Regions from separate parts of the Mus musculus genome. Here region 1 is linked to region 2. A link is a contact called in ENCODE Hi-C or POLR2A ChIA-PET data. All regions are on one chromosome and are shown on one strand. Each heading gives the region's core, a stretch centred on a gene start or an enhancer-like site at or near the end of the contact. The rest is flanking DNA. Distances are from core to core; before and after follow the strand shown.

Region 1 (6,244 bases), core at 1,371-3,870, 34 kb before region 2:
TGTATAGCCCTGGCTGTCCTGGAGCTCACTTTGTAGACCAGGCTGGCCTCGAACTCAGAAATCCGCCTGCCTCTGCCTCCCGAGTGCTGGGATTAAAGGCGTGCGCCACCACGCCGGGCTCTCATCACACATTTTATTCTGCACTCATTTCCTTTCACTGTTGCCAACATTTTCAAAACCCTTCTTCCAAGGGTTGCCTTGGGTCCTAGAGAATAACCCTAAGACAAGCAGGTCAAAATGGGGATGGGTAAAGGACACAGGAGGCACTGGGCTCAGTCCCTAGCATTACAACAAAGCAAAAAGGTAGGTTGAACTATTTTCTTATGAACTGAAGGCCTTCCATCCTATTTTCATTATTTTACTTGTACTGGTGTTTTGCGTATGTATGTATTATGAATGTATTATGTATGTATGTATGTATGTATGTATGTGCCTTTGCACCACGTTACAGTGAGTCACCATGTGGAAGCTGACAATTGAGCCTGAGTTTCCTGGAAGAGCAGTAAGTGCTGTCAACTTCTACATCATCATTTTTTTTTTTTTTTTTTGAGACAGTATCAATCACTGCATAGCCCTGGATGGCCTGATTTTAACTGTGCTAGGGTTAAGGGCATATGTCATACCTGGCCTTGTTTAAGTTTTGTGTGGGGGTGTTTTGCCTGTGTGTAGTATCTATGCCCAATGCACATGCCTGGTGCCATTGGAGGCCAGAGGTCAGATATCCTGGGACTAATGGAACTGAACCCAGGTCTTATAGAAGAGCAGCCAGTGCTCTAAATTCTGAGCTATTTCTTCATCCCTGATAAAAGTTTCTTAACAAGGCCTGTTCTGTTTCTTCCAGTTAACATGTCCCTCTTTTTTTGTGCTTCTAACACTTTTCAATTTTCCATTATAACAGTGGGTCTTTTTTCTTTTGGGGATGTGTTAGTAGTTGCTGGTGTCATGGTCTAAGCCCAGGGCTTACCCATGCTAAGCAAGTACTCTACCACTGAGCTACATCCTAACCTTTATTGAAATTGAAAATGTTTCTTTTTGGGGGGTGGGGTTGTCTGTTTTGTTTTTGTCTGATTTGGGGGGGGGGTTTGTTTTGTTTTTTGATTTTTGAGACAGGGTTTCTCTGTGTAGCCCTGGCTGCCCTGGAACTCACTTGGTAGACCAGGCTGGTCTCGAACTCAGAATCTGCCTGCCTCTGCCTCCGGAGTGTTGGGATTTAAGGTGTGCACCACCACCGCCCGGCAAGTCTGATTTTTTGAGGCATGTGTCTTTATATATACAAGGCTGGACAAACTCAGAGATCAACCTGCTTCTACCTGCCAACCCACTGTTGGGATTACAGACATGGGCCATGAACCCTAGCTCTTTTCGAATTTTGAGGGAACTGGAGTTAATGGTTCAGCAGTCAGAACACTGGGTGCTCTTAAAGACATAGGTTCTATTCCCAGAACCTACATGGTTCACATGATCTAGTTTCAAAGGATCTCAGGCCCTATTTTTGACCTCTGTGTGGGAATCAGGCACACACACGGTACACATACATAATTGTTGACAGAATACTTACATCACCTCGGGAAAAAATGGAAATTTGAAACAGGGAAGTTGCCCACACTACCAAGTTGTCCCAGCTCCTTCAGCTGAGATTACAAGCCTGTGACACTACACCAGACTAATTTTCATTTCCCTGACAGGTGGTAAAGTTCTTAACATCAGGCAATTGGATCTGGACTATACAGCCAACATCACCAATTAGTCTGCACTGACATCAATATCAAAAGAAAAAAGCCTGTAATACCAGCACATAAGAGACTGAAGCAGGATTACTCTAAAAACCTGATGTCCTAATAGTGGCTCATTGGTCTACCTCTGCCCTAATCCGTCAGTTTTTGATAAGCAGAGATTGTTCTTGGCTACTAACCCCATTTAACCCAGGGCATTGTATACAAAACCAGTCAAAGGATTTTCAAATAGATCCTTAACCACCTCATCTGAACTCACGCAAGGAGACAGCGAATTAATCTAGAAACTTCCCTCCTCGCCTCCCCCAGGGCGCCAATGTCTCCAAGCAGGGGGGAGAGGCGCGCCCCTAAAGGCAAAGAGGCAAAAGCAGCTCCTCCGCTAAAGGAGCCCAGGCGGGATCCGGACAATCAGAAAAACAGCGAGTGGTCCAGGCTTTAAGGACGAAGCCGTTTTTCCACGGATGCAACCGGCGTTGCCGGGCGTGGTGGCTTTGGCACAGGACTGCAATCCCGGACTCGGGCGACTGAACTCGAGGCCAACCTGGGTTTGCGGCAGGCACCCCTGTCTAAGACAAAACAATCCCCACACATCGCCTTGGGGTCTGCTGTATACGCCGCAGCGTCCCACCGCCTTCCAGGGCGGCCCCTACGTCTCTCGGGGAGATCGCCCGCGAGCGTGCTCAGGCGGTTGGCGGCCAACGGCTTGCTAACGCGAGACCGGAGCCCGGGAAGACAGGCGCGAACGGGGCAGCCGGAGGGTCGAGGGGAGGGGCGGGCGCGGGAAGGATCGCGAAGGAGCCGGGAGGCCCCGCCCCTTCCGTAGAGATCTCTAGAAAACCGCGCAGAGCCTGGAAACGGCGATTGCGCACGCGCGGCGGCCGGCCCGGGCATTTTGCTGCGTCACCAGCCGCCGCCCGGCCTCGCCACCCCTCGCGCGCACGCACGCTCCTTCTCCGTCCTCGCGCCCCTTTTCCTACACTTTCCTTCTCTCCCGGGTTGAGGGAGCCGCTCTCCGCGCGGTGCATTCTGGGCATCGAGGCCGAGCCCGCCGCCGCCGTCGCCTAAGAGGAGCGAGGAGAGGCCGCGACCGGGCAGAGACCGCCGGAGTCGCCGCCGGAGAGGAGTCGACTCGCCAGCCGCCGCCAGCGAGGCCCGCCCACCCGTTTGTCTGGCCCTCTGCCCCGTTCACCATGTGAGTGCGACATCCCGCCGACGGAAGGTCGTCCCGGAGCGGAGCGAGGCCGCGCCGGGAGCCCCGGCTGCCGGGAAACGGCCCCTCGCCCTCCCCCCACCCTCGGCCCTTCGCCTTTCTCCCCGCCCGCGCTGGTGGCAGCCCTGCCGTGGGGTGGGAGGGCCTGCATCCTTGTTCCTGTTACCGTTGGAGGACATTTTTCCTCCAGATGTCCGTTTCCCCACCTCCAGATCGACCCCCGGATTCCTCGTGCCAGAAATCCCACTTTTCTTCCCTAGACAGCCTGGCTCTCTCGGAACTCTGGGAACTTAGCCTTAGGCCCTAAACTCGTGTGTGAGCTTTCCGCCATGAGGGCGCCGGGAGCCGTGGAGTCCTGCCGCTCGGTGCTGATGCCCGGACCCGGCAGGACCGGGCTGAGAGCATTTGTGGGTGCCGCCGTAAGCCGGTGCTACCGGTAGGGCACCACGCGGCCCTCGGCGGCAGGCACTGCTAGGCAACTAGAGGGGGCCATGCCGTCACCACAACGAAACTTCCCGTTCCCACATCTCGGGTCTCTTGAAAATGGTGAACGCTAGCAAATGCGGTCACCTCCTTGGCAGCGAGTAATAGTTACTATGGAGCAGGTAGTTCTGCACGTGTCTAGTCACAAGATACTTGTGGACTCTTTTCTTCTCTGTACCTCAATAAACTTTGGGTGGCATTTCGTCATGCTCTTTGTATGCGGAGGTGAAACAGGTATAAAATGACCATCTCACTTGCCTGAAGGTCTTAATTTGTTTATATGGAGGTTACAGATTCTTTTAATCTAAGAATTTTTGCCCTTATTTTTCTAGCCTGGACAACTTTCAAATATGAGAGAATTGAATTACAGTACTTGAGGGTGGTGTGGGTGGCTGCTATGCACAGCACTAAAAGTTACGGATTGTAGTTGAAAAAAAAAGTTTAACGATTGTACAAGTTTAAGTTTTAACTGCTTGCTTGAATGGCTAAAAATCTAAATTGATAGACGATGTCCTAGAGCCAATTAGTGGCTGAGAAACAGGTCCTAGAAGAAGACCATGTAGTACTAGAAAATGTGTAAAGAAATTTGGAGGAGTCCCCCATAAAAACAAAGATATGTAGCAGGTTTTACATTTTAGTGTTTCATTATAGTAATTTTATTCATGTGTGTGCCCTCCCCCCACCCCCTCGTGTTCCTGGAGGTAAGAGGACAGTCTGTGGGGAAACAATTTAAGTTGTCAGGTAGAGAAACGGAGAGCCTTCACTTGCTTAGCCATCTCACCAGCATGGATTTAAATTTTACCTTTGAGATGTTAAGAAAAAGCTCTTGTGTGTGACTGACCTGTATTCTGATGTCATGTTGGCTTCTTAGGACAAGTTTATGTAAAAACTTTTTGATATTTTCCAAACTGTACGGGGAAAATGAATTGCTAGGTAAAACATAATCAATTTAGTAGATAAACATAGCCAAACGAAACATCTTTTCATCCAGAAGTAGCAATTTAGGAGGTAGAGAGACTGCGCAGTGATTAACAGCACTGGCTACCCTTGCTGAGAACCCAAGTTCTATTACCAGAACCAACTGCCTGCTGAGAGCAGAGGTGTTAGTTCTGAATCTGGAGTTAGAGGCAGTTGTGAGCCACCCTGCTTGGGTGCTCTTGTAGAAGCAAGAGCAGTGTGGTGTGGATGTTTTGTCTGTATGTTTGTGTATCATCTGCACTGCTAGAGGCCAGGCCTGAAGAGAATGTTGGATACCCTGGAGCTAGAGGTTTGTGAATCACCATGTGGGTGCTGGGGCTAGAACCCTGGGTCCTCTGGAAGAGCAGCCAGCGCTTTTAACCCTTGAGCCATCTTTCCAACCTTTGTGTGTGTGGGTGCTCTTGTTTGTTTTTGTCTGTTTTGATTTTTAGGTTTTTTTTTTTTTTTTGGTTTTTTGAGACAGGGTTTCTCTGTGTAGACCAGGCTGGCCTTGAACTCAGAAATCCGCCTGCCCCCTGAGTGCTGGGAATAAAGGCGTGCACCACCACGCCCAGCTTTTTTTTTTTTTTTTTTTTTGAGACAAGTTCTCCCTGTGTAGCTCTGGCTATCCTGGAACTTGGGCTGGAGATACACCTGCCTCTGCCTCCCTGAGTTCTAGGATTAAAGGTGTACAACTCCTGATCCTATTACCTTCTTTAAAGGGATTGTTTTTTGAGAAAGCGTCTATGCTGCCCTAGGTGGCCTAACCTCCCAATATGTGGGAGGATCCCCCTTGAACTCCTACTCTTTCCCTCCACTTCCTAATTATTTGGGATTATAGGTGAACCCAATAGGATTATATATTGGGATTATATAAGATCAAGGCCAGATAGGTCTATATAGTGTGCACACATCTCATTTATTTTTGTTTTTTGTGATGAGGTTTCTGTGTGGACCAGGTTTGCACCATTGTGCACATTTTGAAGAGGTCAGATACCTGGTCTTTTTAAAATGGTCATTCTACAGGGTTAAAGAGGTGGCTCATCCTTTAGCAGAGGATCTGGGTTCAATTCTCAAACCCCACATGGTGGTTGACAACAGTACCAGATTTCAGGGGATCAGGGTTAGGAACCCTCTTCTGGCTTCCGTGGACACTGGGTATATAAGCAGTGTCCTTATGTACATGTAGGCAAAAAACACGTAAAGTAAATAGGAACAACTCCTTCAATGATAAAAATGTTCACTATATACCATTTTGTAAACATCAAGTCATTTATGTAACTATTGACGTAGAATTCTAAAGTGAAATTGGAAAATTCTGGTTGATAGTGTATAGTTTAATGTTTGCTGTAAACAGACTTTTTCTTTGAGATAGGATAGGGTCTTACTATATATAGCCCCGGCTATAATCTCACTGTATGGTCCTGGAACTCATGTAGACCAAGGTGGACTTGAACTCAAGATCAGACTGCCTCTGCCTTCTAGGTATTGGGATTAAAAGTTAAATTCCACAATGCCTGGCCTGTTTGTTGAATTTTTACTCTGCAAAACTCCCAAAATCTTCAGCTTTCCAAACTTTTAGTAGGCATGTGGTATATGGTTCAAGTTTGAGAAGAGTATCTGATGGTGGCCTTTGTTCAATGTTGATTTCCTAACCACTGTAACCTGGCAACTGATTTTCCCTTTTTTTCTTGCTGAGTTAGACTTTAACTAGAAGGCATAGAAACAAAGTGGCAAAATTTGCTGGGTTGTAGGTTACTCCTGTTGCTATTTTTTTGTTTTGTTTTTGTTTTCGAGACAAGGTTTCTCTGTATAGCCCTGGAACTCACTTGTAGACCAGGCTGGCCTCTCCGCCTGCCTC
Region 2 (6,374 bases), core at 3,487-5,986:
GATAACAGACCTTACCATGCACCCTCGTGGTCATATTTACTTAGTATTGCAGTGCAGGAACATCTTTTAAGAGCACAACATAAATAAAAGTTGGTACCATCACAATAAAGTGTTGGCATAGTATGCAGACCCAGATAAAGGGAGTCCATAGCTTAATCCAGTCCCAGAGATGCCAAGAAAGAAAAAAAAAGACCTTGATTTTAAGAGGGAAATGAAAAGAGCAGGCTTAAGCAGGAGTGGGGTTACTGCTGATCTCCTGGGTTCTTGACTCTAGGCTATCTATGTGCCTGCTGATGACCTGACTGACCCTGCCCCTGCAACCACCTTTGCCCATTTGGATGCTACCACTGTGTTGTCCCGGGCTATTGCTGAGTTGGGCATCTATCCAGCTGTGGATCCACTGGACTCCACCTCTCGAATTATGGATCCCAACATTGTTGGCAATGAGCATTATGACGTCGCCCGAGGAGTGCAGAAAATCCTGCAGGTGAGTATCTTTATCCTCAGAGTCAATGGCCATCAAATTGTAAGGAATTTGAGACCTCTATAAGGACTAGATTTTTTTTTCCCCCTAGTCATTTGTGTGAACAAGGAAAGTTGAGAATGGATTGATACTGCTGATGAGGTGTCCCCAGTTTCAGGGTACTCTACTTCACCCTTAGAATCCAGTTGTCAGACTGGCAGTAGTGGTGCACATCTTTAATCCCAGCACTCAGGAGGCAGAGGCCAGCCTGGTCTACAAGGATAGCCAAGGCTACACAAAGAAACTCTTTCTCAAAAAAATAATCAGTTGTTTTCTAACCTAGTTGAATAGGCAGAATAAGACACTAACCTTGGTTGATGGCTTCCTGGACCTTCTGAAAGTGTAGGCACTTAACTCTGTCCTTCCTTTCATCTTGCTTGCTTTTAGGACTACAAATCTCTCCAGGACATCATTGCCATCTTGGGTATGGATGAACTTTCTGAGGAAGATAAATTGACTGTGTCCCGGGCAAGAAAGATACAGCGCTTCTTGTCTCAGCCATTCCAAGTTGCTGAGGTCTTCACGGGTCACATGGGGAAGCTGGTGCCCTTGAAGGAGACCATTAAAGGATTCCAGCAGATTTTAGCAGGTGAGGTTTTTTCTTTTTATCAAGCCTAGCCATAAAAGTGAGAGAAAACAAGCCTATCTTCTCATTCTAACATGATCAAATGAAATGATACATACCTTTCTTTTCTTTCTTAAAGATCTATTATGTGTATGTACACTGTAGTTTTCTTCAGACACTCCAGAGACAGCGTCAGATCCCATTACAGATGGTTGTGAGCCACCATGTGGTTGCTGGGAATTGAACTCAGGACCTTTGGAAGAACAGTCTATGCTCTTAACCTCTGAGCCATCTCTAGCCCCCTTGTCTATACTTTTCTTAAAGTATACCATTAAAGGCCATTACCCTGCCTTCCATTAACTGTCCCATGTCACTGAGTTGAAAGTGAGAATTTTAACTCAGGTGCTCCAGATTACGGGTTTTTAAGTGCTTGTGTGTCTGAGTGTTGTATGTGATGTGAGTACACGATCCCATGAGGAGTTAGATCCTCCCAGAACAGTCAGTGGAGGTTAGGAGTGGTGTCTGGTCACTGGAATTAGAGGTGATAAAGCAGTAGTCAGTGTTAAACCACCACTCAAGCCCCAAACATATTCTTGATCTACTACATCTTGTCTTAAATTACACACTTTACACTTTAAAAACAATTATACTTGGAAGGGGGTGGATATGGTGCACACCTTTAGTGCTGGGACTCCTAAATAGATCTAGGGGCTTGAGTTCCAGGTCAGCCAGGAACACACCCCCACCCCCCAAAAGTAAATTTCACGTGGAAGTTGAAAAGTTTCCTTGCATGATAAGGTTTCACAGTGGGCTCAAGTGGTGAGGTGTACATGCTGCAGGAAGCTGATATAACTCAGCTTCTTACTGTGTTTTCCCCTATGTAGGTGAATATGACCATCTCCCAGAACAAGCCTTCTACATGGTGGGACCCATTGAAGAAGCCGTGGCAAAGGCTGATAAGCTGGCAGAAGAGCACGGGTCGTGAGGGACTCCAGCCAAAGGCAGCACTGCAACTGATCTCTCCATATCAAGCGAGAGCTCAGGTTTCCTTCCATGCAGGCCACACAAGAGCCTTGATTGAAGATGTGATGTTCTCTCTGAAGAGTATTTAAAGTTTTCAATAAAGTATATACCCCTCATTTATGTCTGTTTATGTTGCTTCTGAAACAGCTTATAATTGAGCTCACAGTGGTGGGCCACATTTAGGAAATTGTTAGAAACAGGATTATTATTAAAAAGATCAATTTATTAATGAGATTCTATGGGCCTTGTGTTTCATAATAGGCTCAGCTTTGGTTTTTGCTCCAACTATCACTAAAGTGTTTTTCCCCTGGAGAAAATAGATAAACTTATTCAAGACAGGGATTGCGTTTTTAGGAAATGCTGACTATCTGTCACAATTGAGGGTCTTGTCTAGGTACTCATTCAGAAAATTCTTAATATATTGCCAGAAATTTGAACAAGCCTAGCTGTGCATGTTTGTGCTTGAGTCTTCAGGGCAAAAAAAAAAAATGGTCTCTTAAGATCCCTTATGAAAAAGTTTTAAGGCTTCGGTGATGTTACAAAGAGTAATCTTGATACTGTTGCCACTGGGACTTTTGAAAAGCAGTACTTCCTCTTCATAAAAATGGGTACCTTAGCACACACTATGCTAGGATGTATTTTGTGCCTTACAACGTGTTTGAGCCCAGCCAGTGGCCTCTTGTGGAAGCATTTGACACTACAAGACCTGCAATCTCACCATTTTGAAATCTATTTAAGGCTATTTGCAAGGAGGTATTTCTATAGTCTAATGACTATTTACAAACCAGCTGGAGTTGGCCTGGGGAGGAGCCTACATCTATAAGTTTCACCTTGTAAGGTTGTCCACTTGGGGTAGAGCTCTGGACAGCTCAACTCCCAATTCTGAGCTCTGTGACCTAAAGGGCTCTGGGAAAGGTTCCTGGGGTGGAGTAGAGGCTTGAGCTTCCATCTGTCTATGACGTCCTTGGCTCCAGTCCCTCCTGTGTCAAGATTAGGACAGAAGGTGGCGCCCCTGAGTTGCCTGTTCTTGGTAGTTTGCTCTTGGAGCTTGGGTTGGGGGAAATGCTGTTACCGGGTGGGGACAGCTCCAGATCCTGACTCGAGTCGGCAAAAAGCTGATAAAGACCTAAGAGTACACAGGTCACCTCTTTCTGCTTTGTCACCCAAGTACAGACTTGGAAACTGATATTTTAAAGGTCATTTCCATCCCGGTGTTCGTGTTCTCTAAGGTTTGTAGAGAACCTTTCTCTCTCGCTAGCTGTAACTCTTTGTTTCCTTCATCCTTTACTGTCCCCTTCAACCACAGTCCTAAAGTATTAATATAGTTCTAACCTTCCTCCATATTTCTCCGGTCGGCCCTGTCCTCGCCTCCTCCCTCTCTCCACCCAATGAAAGCCCCGCCCTTCCCTCCTCCCTCCCACCCCAGTCTGTCATACAGGGACATCACCCTACAGCAGTTCAGGCTGTGTCGTTCGCAGGAAGCATACATTGGCTTTTTTGGGGTTTGCGAGTTCCCAGCCCATAGTTGGACAGGATCCAACAGTAGCCTTCAATTGAAGCAAGACCCAAGGACAGTGAGAATCTGGGTCCTAATCCTGAGTCCTGCCAGCCTGACATGGGTAAGTATGATAGCTGCCCCTGGGAAAGGCCTGAGGGATGCCCAGCTCCCTCTCTGGCTGACTCAGCAGGGGTGGGGCCTAACCTTTGCTCTTTTGGGGGAGTGAAGGAAGAGAAACGGACTGTGGGGGGGACACGGGGCTTAGCTGGTGAGCTGCTGAGCATTGGCAAGCTCCAGCTCTAAGGAAGAGCCTGGGGTTGTATCTTAGGTTAGGGCTTCCTTCCTCACCCTAGAACCCCCCGCTCCAATTTAAGTGCAGAGATTCAAGTAGTATTTTACTGTATTCATTACTAGTTCAGTCTTGGTCTTGTAAGAGATGCTTCCCCTCCCCCTAGTTTCTCTCGGTGTTTCTTCCTCCCCCCTTTAACCCACCACCGGGTCGGGGCTGCACTGAGCAGCTGCTTCCTGTTGCCCCAGAGGTTGCTGCAAGGGTGGTGGTGGTGGCTGGGGCCAAACCGAGCAATGAATAAAGTCGATTCTTAGCCCTGCATCAGCCTCACGACCCTGTTACGGATGGCCTCCACCATTGACAGGACAGAGAGCGTTTTGCCTCTGTGGTTTCCTGATTCCAGATTTGTACAGCTGTAGTACGGATAGGGCCGGGAGAAGCCTGTTTACCTAGCAGGGCGCTGTGCGTGACCCCGACATGCTCTCGGCCTTGAGTTCCCTCTCCTGCTCTCCTAGGCCTCCTTGAATCTTTGTGGCTCCCACTGTCTCTCCAGCCTCCTTTGTGAATAAGTCTTAGCTGGGCGCCCCGTGCCGGCAAAAAGAGCTCTTCAAGTACTCCAGTTCAGACCCACCGCTGTCCCCAACTACGCCGCAGAAGTTTCTGTCTTTTCCTGCATCTGGGATCCTTCCTGGTTCTGGCCCCTAGGAGACGCCACCCGCCGTCCCCTCCCCCAGCGGAGCCTTCGCGACAGCCGTCCCTGAGCGCTCGTCCTCACCCGGGTGGCTCCTGCCCCTTTAAGCGCCGCCCCCCCCCCCTCCGCCGCCGGCCTCGGGCTGGGGGAGGAGGCGCCGCCGCCCGGCTCGGCCACCTGCGCCGCCGCCGCCGCCCGGCCCGGCCCTGCTTCAGGTGAGGCCCGGCATCCGCCTCCAGGCCCGGGGTCCAGGGCAGGGCGTCCCCGCAGCCGCTTCCTCCCCTGGGATCCAAGCTCTGACCTTCCCTGCGCCCGCTGCCCTTGCTCTCTCCCCCGCCCTGCCTCCTCGCCCGTTCCTCCCCTGTCCTCTGCGCCCGGGATCCGGAGGCTTCTCACGCCTCTCCGCCATCCTCTCCCGGGAACCCCTCCTATTCCGGCCCTGGATCTCCCCTCCCCCGCGCCTCCCTCGCCAGAAAGCTCTCCCGCGGTCTGGGTTTCGCCTCCTCTTCTCTGGAACTAGCGCTTTCCCACGCCATCCTAACCCCGGAGGGGGGGGGAGATAACCGCCACCCCAACCCCTCTCCTGGTAGTGCGGGGGGCGGGGGGTACGACGCACGTTACGGGCGCTGTCCGCCCTGCTCCGCTCACCCTTCAAGTTCAGCTAAGTCTCACCTAAAGCTTTTCTTGCCGAGTTTGGGGTCGGACCCGAGCACCGCCCCCTGATCTCGGTGGGAAGGGCGCTCGGCCCCGCTGGAGCTGGCCCCTCCCCCTAGTCCGGGCGCCGGGGGCAGCGGCGCTGCGGGAACCTTGTGATACTCCGCTTCAGCGGCTGTTGCGGCAGAACAAGACTGGGGCTAAGTCTCTAAGGGATTGGGGGTGCTGGGTAAGGCAAAGGAAGCCCAACCTTCTCTATTTCAGGTTACTCCAGAAAACAAAACAAACAAAAACCCCGAGATGTCACTGTCTTATATGCCTATCATATGCCCAGCTGTCCGTTGGGGAATTTGGAGACTAAATCCGAGGGGCGCAGACCCACTTGGAGAAGGGGAGGGGTTACAATCTTTTTGGCATATTATGAGAGAACCTAACCTTACCAAAATACGGTGAGATTGTCTCCTCCGAACCTGAGTGCCGAAAAGGAACCAATGGGAATTGCTACAGGGCCAAGAGCTGTGGCTAAGGCAAGATCGGTTCAGTCATGGAGTGGGAGGTCTTTATAATTACCCTACCTTCAATAGGAAATACTCTTTCCATCCAGCTGAGCCCCGAGCTCCTTCTCTAGTGCCCCTGCCTCCAGAATTAGTAGAATGGGTGTCAGGGTTTGTCTTATACTACTCTGAGTCACAACTAAAGGTGCTGGGAAGGGCGCAGTGTGTGTGTCCTGTAGTGCTTAAGGTTGGATGCTTGGAGTGTCTTGAAGAGGAAAGGGAAGGTACAGCTAGGATGCATACCACCATCTCATAGCCCCAGCCATCTGGCTCCAGAGTGGCTGGCACAATGACAGCTGACCCAGAGACAGGGAGGTACAGCAGGAACTTGGAGGGTGAGAAGGCGGTGGCAGGTGTTTATCGCCACTTCACGTCTCATCATCCTCTGGCTTGTTTTGTGGGAGGTTCAGTCTGTTCCCCAGACACTCTTCTCACAGGTTGCTAATAAAATGACCGTTGGCCCCTTTCTCTTTGGAGTAGCTTCTTGAAGGGAGGCTTGTTGGCTAACCAGCCACATTGTTATGGGGATTGACAAATGTTTGGGGACACATGGGATCAAGTCCGCTTTTTTGCGTTC

What was found. A loop is a pair of places that touch in the nucleus more often than their neighbours do. ChIA-PET counts read pairs that join two places held with the same protein, here RNA polymerase II (POLR2A).
Region 1: a loop to region 2 is called in a map of heart, with 7 times the contacts of the local background. The contact joins the promoter of Ptges3 here to the promoter of Baz2a in region 2. A Hi-C loop is called at or near these places in 4 of 37 maps with a recorded cell type or tissue (T-helper 1 cell, heart and left cerebral cortex). POLR2A ChIA-PET finds 5 or more read pairs at or near these places in 5 of 5 experiments (Patski and embryonic stem cell).

Annotation. Positions count from the first base shown.
Region 1 is chr10:128,056,362-128,062,605 of GRCm38, forward strand. It overlaps Ptges3 (prostaglandin E synthase 3), which reads left to right and starts at 2,621. Exons shown (of 8, transcript NM_019766.4): 1 at 2,621-2,925. The coding sequence starts at 2,924.
Region 2 is chr10:128,088,047-128,094,420 of GRCm38, forward strand. It overlaps Baz2a (bromodomain adjacent to zinc finger domain, 2A), which reads left to right and starts at 4,737. Exons shown (of 30, transcript NM_054078.2): 1 at 4,737-4,804. It overlaps Atp5b (ATP synthase, H+ transporting mitochondrial F1 complex, beta subunit), which reads left to right. Exons shown (of 10, transcript NM_016774.3): 8 at 275-487; 9 at 911-1,112; 10 at 1,973-2,342. The coding sequence ends at 2,073.